Linked DNA regions of Homo sapiens: region 1 is linked to region 2. Evidence: chromatin contacts called from ENCODE Hi-C data. All regions are on one chromosome and are shown on one strand. Each heading gives the region's core, a stretch centred on a gene start or an enhancer-like site at or near the end of the contact. The rest is flanking DNA. Distances are from core to core; before and after follow the strand shown.

Region 1 (3,928 bases), core at 888-3,387, 440 kb after region 2:
TTTTTGTTTGCTTTTAATTGTGTTGTTTACACTTTTCTTTACTGAGTTTTCTACAATGAGAATATAACTATTATAGTTAGGGAAAATATTATTTTTGAAAACAACTAGTAATATTCATACTGATTCTAAAACATAAGCAAGCTATTTCCTAATAAGTTTATAATTTATTTTCTAATTTTAAATATTCTCCTTTAATAAAAGAATGTTTTTAAAATAATTTTAAAATTTTGTATTGTTAATTCTACACACACACACACACACACACAAGCTTCATCCATATTTTAAAATCTCTGTCTATAGTAATCACTACCTTTGGGTTTGCAGAATTCTTAGCTAAATTATTCACTTACCTGACCACCCCCCCCCAACAAGCCCCCAAATAAAGTGAATTTCCAACATGGTGTTTGCATTGCTAATTGATGTCTACCTGCAAGATTTTCCAAGTGGAAGGTACAAAGGGAGACGGCAGGTCTCCAAAAACAGATCAGGGCTCCCTAGCCTTTGTGTGTCACCTGTTTCTAAACAGCACAATTAGAGCAATAAATGCTGCAGCCCCGTGTTTGGCCTGACGGGATGATGACCCTGCGGCTCAGCAAGGCCACGTATGACAGACTAACTACTTGAAAAAGGACTCTCTTGAGGGTTACTTAACACAGTCACCTGTTGATTTATGAACACGCACACTCACACATACCTTGTCTCACCCTTTTAATCATATCAATTTGCTGCATCTCAGCAAAAGAAAAAAAAACCGAAACCACTAATTACTCACAAATAAGTCAATGGCAAAGCTCCACATCTGCTCAATCTGGATGGATGAAGTTTGTAAACCACTAACACTTCATTTTCCCCTATTTTGTAATGAATTTTTAATTACATAAGAAATAAGTGAATTCATTCTCTTCTGAAATATTAGGACATTTACTCAAAAGTGCCTTTTGACCACATTCTCCAATTTCTATCCCTCTGAACCCTCCCCTTGGATAGTTTGGGGTTTGGGGATTTAGCCTTGCAGTCCTTTTATATATGGTCTATAGTAGCCTATAGTGCAGCACAGAGAGCGGTATTTCTTCATGAGGGTTTTTCTTGTTTTTCTTTTCTTCTTTCTCTCTCCCTCGCCCTCATTCTTTTCTTACATAAATGGTTTCATACTGCAGTTTCATTCTGCAAATTGCTCATTTTTTTTTTGAGCCTTATCCCAGGCTAGTTCAACTAGATCACTTTTATTTATTTTAACTGCTGTATACAATTCCATCATATAAATACAGCACACACACACTTTACTTATTCCCTGTTTGATTCCCTGTTGATAAACAATCCAATTTTTCACCATCACAAGCAATGCCACCACGTACATAGTCATATCTGACAATCCATGTCCACATGTTCCTCCCACCCAGGCACACCAGGTCCATTGCCACCACACTGAAATGTCAGGCAGCTTGACAATCAAGTCACGTGGTGCCTGGGTCTCAGTTCTCCGCGTTCTGGAACTCGGTGGAGCAGGGCTCTTAGGGTCTTGTGGCCACCTCACCGGGTCAGACTCTCCCCGAGGTGGGAGGACAAGCTAATAGGAGAAACAGGGCCATTTCTTCACCCAACCACTCAGGCTGCCAGACTCATTTTCAGATTCAAATGCAAAATTTCATTATTTCCCCTCAAACCTAAAACCCCACCTAAAGGCGGTTGAGTATTTGGCATTCCCTCTACATTGATCCTGGCTGAGGAGGGCCCGGGGGACTCAGGTCTGAGGAGGACACGTTTTCCAAGGCGGCCCTCCTTCCAGTGCTGCCAGGAGAGGGAAAAGGCACTCAGGGAGTTTTTGCTGGAGATAAGAGCAATTTTTGAAAAAAAGGTAGTAAGGCAGGAGGTGGAGTCTGCCACGGGTCTCTTTCAAACTTGCTACTTTCCATCCCGTTAATACAATCCCGGCCCTGTTTCCCGGCCCCGCGGCCATTGCAGAGTCATGAAGTCATCGCAGCTGCGCCTGCAGCCAGGCGGGAACGGGAACGGGAACTGGCTGGCCGCGGTCCCTTCTGTCCCCCGCCAGCCGGAAATGTCCGCGCGCTGAAAAGCAGACGCTGCCTGCCCGGGGAACGGCGAGAGAGAGCGAGAAAAAAAAAAGCCTGAAGGCGGCGCGGCAGCCAGCGAGAGGGGAGAAACAGATTCACACCCAGGGGCCTCCGGGCAGGGCCCACGGGACTCAGGCCGTGTCCCGCTTGGAATGTGGAGCAGGCGCGGCCTCGGCGTCAGCAGAGCTCCCCTGCATCTCCTCCTGGGGGTGTGGGGGCCGAGTGGGAGAACTGGCGGACAGAGGAAAGGGGCCTCGCTCGCAAGGCCCGGGCGGGGAGGCCTGGCCTCCTGCTCAGTCGGTGCAAATGGAAAAAGAGACGTAAGTGCCAAGTCCCAAAAGAGCAAGTCATGGGCCCCGGCTTTACAATCTGTTTCATGAGTTATTCCTCCAAGCATGCCTGGCAGTCGAGTTTCTTCATTAGTGCTGCAGCAAGCAGATGGGAACATGAGCGCCCGAGAGCATGGAGGCCTCGCAGGCAAGCAGGTGGCAGCCCCCAACATTCTGGGCAGGCTCTGGGGTCGAGGGAGCACGTTCTGATGCTTAAATAGCCTCACCTTTTATCCTGACTGGGGTAGTCCTGTGTGGTGGTTTGGTGCCCGTTTTACACCTAGACCCTCTCTCTACCCCTTGACTCGCTCTCTACCCCTTCATCCATAAGTAATGTCTGCCTCCGCCTGATCCCAGGCTGCCTTTCTGGGGTTCCAGAGACGCTGGTTGTGATGAGCAGCAAAGGGCCTCACTGTCTAAGTCGCCCAGCAGTTCCCTTGTCCTCGGGAAGGCTGCATCTTAATGGAGACCAGGAAAGGTAATGCAGGGATGGAGTCTGGATGAAGACCTGCCAAGTTGCGAGGAAGGTGGAATGGCATAGACACGGCGTTCCAAGCAGCCAGGGTTAGCCAGTCAGCTTTCCCAGTGATAGAAACCTTGTAGGCACTTTATCCTGTGACCCCAACTGTCCTCCTCAGGTGTCAACTTCCTTTCCATTACCATTAACTCCTCTTATTCCAACCACAGCTGTTGTCAACCCTCTCAAACCTCTGAAAAACAGGATAAAAGCCCCAGTGGGTATCAAAATCTCTGCCTTGAAATCCTTTTGAAACAAAGATTGTTATTGAGGGAGGTTTTCAGAATGAAGAGGAGGCTGCTGCCGTCTGAATGTGATGGTATTATTAGGAGGTGGGGCCTTTGGGAAATGATCAGGGCATGAAAGTCCTCATGAGTGGGATCAGTGCCCTTATAAAAAAGGCCCCAGAGAGCTGCCTTGCCCTTCCCACCATATGAGGACACAGGGAAAAGGCACCTTCTATACAAACCAGGAAACAGACCCTCACCAGATGCTGAATCTGCTGGTGCCTTGCTCTTGAGCTTCCCAGCCCCCAGAACTGTGGGAACAAACATCTGTTGCTTATTAGCCACCCAGTGTATGGTATCCTGTTAGAGCAGCCTCAGATGACTAAGGCGGCAACTTTCCATCCCCATGTCTGCAGGCCTCAGCCCCCCTCCCACGAGCATTCTCTTCCTTCTTCATGAACATGGGATTTTGTCGGTCCCCCATAGTCCCCAATCCCTCTAGCACTTTGGTTTCATAATGAAAGACATAAGAGGAAAGAAAGATCGCAGAGAAGCAGCACATGGAAACCATCCTGTCTGGAGCAGAGGAGCGAAGAGAGAGGACAGTCTGGGGTAAGATGTTGCTGAGGAAACCCAATTGGGCTGAGGAGTGGCTGGGCTCACCATCTTCCCTTCTTCTGTCTCCCCCTCCGTGGGACAGTGCTGCTCCCCGTGTCCAAGGTCAGGGACAGGGGACAGGGTGGGATTGCCACTTGGGCAGTGTCAAAAAGAAAATAGAAATTC
Region 2 (4,017 bases), core at 1,306-3,805:
ACTGTGTTACCGGAACTGAAGTAAACATTGGCAACAAATATGGAAAGGCTGACCTGCTGGTTTAATATTTTCCCATTTCAACCTCTTAAGTGCATCGTGTGAATCACCTAACACCAAAATATTGTGCTACCCAAGCTCTATAAGGTCTTTTTTGTTACTTATACAGTGAATTTTGCCTTCAGTTTTATGTTTTGTGTGATCACGTGTTTGTGTGATGTTTTTGAAATGTTAAGGGTTCTGTTGCTTAATTCTTGGACCGATTTATTGGAAAAGGGAACTCCTCTCCTCTTATCTATCCACCTTAGTCTTCCAAGATTTTATTTCTAATGTTTACAAAAAAGAAAAGTTCCTCTGATGATGTGAATTGGTATGATCTTTTGTAGGGAGATGATAAAGAAACAGTAATTAGTTGATGTTTTATCAAAAGTAGCTTATTCTACTACTAATAAAATCAATGAAAAATGTACTGTGAGCTAGGTATTTTGAAAGTAAAAACCATGAATAAAAGGTGGTTCTATTCCCAAAGAGGGGACACTTACATGTATTTGATGAAAATTAATAATCACCAAATTCTCTGGCCATGCCATTGGGTTCTGTACTGCTGGTGGCATTAGGGGGGTCTGCTGGTATACCCTCTCGTCCTCTACAGAGTCTACCCGCTGAGGCAATGCCTCTCACAAACCCCAGCCCAAACCTCCCTGGAAGAGCAGGCAGGACAAACCAACTCTGGGCTGTACTAGTTCATGCCAGGACTCAAGATTCCCCCCTCCACTCTTAAGATGATTGTATGAGACTCACCAATCCAGCTAAACCCACAGTTCCTTGTCTTTTAATCAGTGGTTAACAGAGTGTGGTCTCCAGACCAGCATCATCAACATTGCATGGGAACTTACTAAAGAGTAAATTCTCAGGTCTGACCTCAGACTTCCTGAATTGGAAATCCTGGAGTGGGGGAGGGGGCTCAGTGATCTCTGTTTTAATAAGCCTTCCAGGTGATCCTGATGTCCTCTCAAGTTTGAGAACTACTGTCTTCAGCCCTTTCCTGGGTAGAAGCCCTCCTGCTTCGAGTTCATTAAACACGGGGCTCCCCCCTCAGCCCCATCACCTTGCCTGGGAGGGGAACCATCTCTGGAAGTACATTTGCATTTCACCTCTAGGCATGGGCTGAAGACCTACTAGCTCTTCCCCCCAACCCCCAAGCCCTCGTCCTATATTAGTTTAGAGCTTTGATTGTACCTTTATTGTCAGCTCTATTTATTTACTTTTCTTTTTTGGTGGCCATTGATCCTTCAGTGGGCTAACTCACCCAGGCTGGAAGCAAACTTAATTTGGGAGAGTCCAATTTTATCAAATGTATCACAGAATCTGTTTTTGAGCTAAAATGAAACTACGGCTATAATTCACCAAAAGTTAGTTAGCGTTCTGTCCTGCAGTTATTGCAAACCAAGTTGCCTGCCAGATTTCTTCAATACTCTGGGGTTGTTGGAAATAGAATTTCATGCGTTCCCACCTTAGGAGTTGGTGGAAGCCAGGTAGGGGCCTCAGATTAATGTCAGAATGTCCACTTTCATCTATGATTATGACAGTGTTGTTGCTGCCCTTGCTGGAAAAATCTCGTTGTTAGCTACATCTCTCCAGAGCCAGATGGAAGACTGCTTTGGTATGTGAGAAAGTTCTCAAAGGAGAAGGCAGAGACCCTTCTGACAACTTGAATGAGCTCTGCTGTTTTCCCTATCACTTCCTATCCCTTTCCTTTCAGTTCTAAATCTGTTGTCCCTTTTCCTCTTTTGCTGGCTGATCCCTTTTGGCTCACCCTTTAGAGATGGGCTTCGGAGTTCCTCACTTCTGTCCTGTCTTCATTCTCCACTCTGGGAATGTACTTTCGTTCCCACATCTATACCTCTGAACCTGAAGGTTCCACTCCCTGCTGGGCTATTACCACTGGGCCATCTCATCAGAGAAGAGATGAGGGCTTCCACCAGCCCCTAAGGTGAGAATGCATGAAATTCTATTTCCAACAACCCAAGATTTTTGAAGAAATCTGGCAAGTGACTTGGTTTGCAATAATCTCAGGACAGAACACTAACTTTGGGGAATTATAGCCATGGTTTACATTTTAGCTCAAAAACAGATTCTGTGATACATTTGATAAAATTGGACACTCCCAAATTATGTTTGCTTCCTTAACTTCACTAAGTGGAGCCTTTGTTTTCAAGTCCCAGCTCTTCCTCTTCTCATTGTCCATTTTATACACATTGGCATGACTTCAACTACTCTTCCCCTCTTGCTGTGTGTCTGCCAGTCAGTCAGTTATACATAGTTTATCCCCATTGCACATCATATCTCTGCCCTCTTGCCACTGCTTGGCCTCAAGCTGTGGGCAATTCTTGTTTATGTTATCACAATAACCTTTCAGCTGTTCTCTGTCTCTCTAATCTCTTACTAAATTAGCGTGCTCTACATACCACCACAAATGATCATCTTTCTAAAACGCAGATTAGATATTTCTTTCTCCTTGTTGAAACATGCCATGGCTTCCTATGGCCCTATAAGGGAATAAAGTCCCAGATCCTTAGTAGGTGCTCAAAGTTGACACGATGAGGCTGCTCAACCTACCTTCATGCCATTGTGACACGTAACCTCCATGAAGTAGCCTGTTTCCTGAGCTGTTGCACATTTGTATCTGCCTATTTCTTTTCTTATGTTATTCCCTGCACATTACCCCAGGCCACTCTTCTGCTTGTCAAAACTCTGCTCATTAATTAAAGTTTACCTTAAAATATTACTCACAATATTTTATTCACAAGGACACAATATGTGTCCCTTTCTCTGTTAAATTATTCCATCTGTTGAACTTCCCACTGAATTTGGATACACTGTGATTGCATTCATTTAATCTTACTTTTCTATGAGTTTGTCTTTTTTACTAGATTGTTCATCTCTGGGTAGCTTAGGTGTCACTTTGTCCCCTAACTGCTTTGGATGTTTCTGCATCCACTCTTAGGTTGGTGGAAGTCTGAGGCCCTCTCTAGATTTCTGCTGAATATGGGGAATGTAAGCGTGTGTGTGTGTGTGTGTGTGTGTGTGTGTGTAACACGGGGGGCCACATTCTCCTGACTTTCTCTGCTTATCTGACTTTGTTCACTTGTTGAGTTTGATGGCATCATTTTGTTCCCAATAAGAAACATCTTTGCTTCCATAATGAGGAATGTACTTATTTCTCACACTGAGGTCTCATGAGTTTGATAGACTTTCTAGAAAAAGAAAATTGTTGGGTGAAGCAGTCATGGGGTGACCACATCATTGAGTTCTCAGCCTTCCACCAGCGGGAGCTCTGCTGCCTCCTTCCCCGTCTCTCCCTCCCAGCTTCACTTCCCTCCCCTCGCAGGTGGTCTGGGACCTGCAGTTGGTGACATTTCAACTTTCAGGACAACTTCCCTTCTCGTTAGCCTGGGTGCAGGAGGAGCCTGTGACACTCAGAACGCTTACCTTTTCCAAGACTCTGATAAAAGAATTTTACTTAACACAGTTGCTTCTTAAAGGAAATCCTGGTGTCAGCTGTGAAGATCCTCACATTGTCTCTTTCTCAGAGCAGCACATGTGTATTCTCACATTTTTGGTATAATGTTGCCAAAGACATTCAGAAAACAAATAATTGGCTGCCTGCCACTGAATGCTTTTCTCTTTAGAGAGGGAATCCCAGGAAAGGTAGAAGTTGATGGCGCCCGATATGGACTCTCCAGAGGGTCTTTGGGAAATGATACAGATCTAACTGCAGAGGCAAGTGTCCAGTGCTGTGGAATGAAGGGCCTAAAGGTGGTGTGGTGGTGACAGTGTGTCTGAGGTCCCCGGCACCACTGGGCATGTCCTATGACTGTTGCTCCTGTGGCTGGATCACAGCTGCTCTCTGCCTTCCTGGGTTCCTTCCAAGTCTTGCTCTCTAGCTGTCTCACACATTTCCCAAGCTTCCCTCTATTTGTCTCATAAGTTCTTTCTTTCGGTGCCCCTTTTTGTTGT

Evidence for each region. Hi-C counts contacts between places; a loop is a spot of excess contacts on that map. Pooled maps may share reads with other maps.
Region 1: a loop to region 2 is called in a map of ascending aorta, with 2.6 times the contacts of the local background. The contact joins the promoter of LINC02872 here to the promoter of LINC02834 in region 2. A Hi-C loop is called at or near these places in 1 of 168 maps with a recorded cell type or tissue (ascending aorta) and 1 of 50 pooled maps.

What each region holds. Positions count from the first base shown.
Region 1 is chr9:87,146,507-87,150,434 of GRCh38, forward strand. It overlaps LINC02872 (long intergenic non-protein coding RNA 2872), which reads left to right and starts at 2,138. Exons shown (of 2, transcript NR_161226.1): 1 at 2,138-2,392. RefSeq lists enhancers at 1,741-2,249, 2,250-2,757.
Region 2 is chr9:86,705,750-86,709,766 of GRCh38, forward strand. LINC02834 (long intergenic non-protein coding RNA 2834) reads right to left here and starts at 2,556. Exons shown (of 3, transcript XR_930070.3): 1 at 2,466-2,556.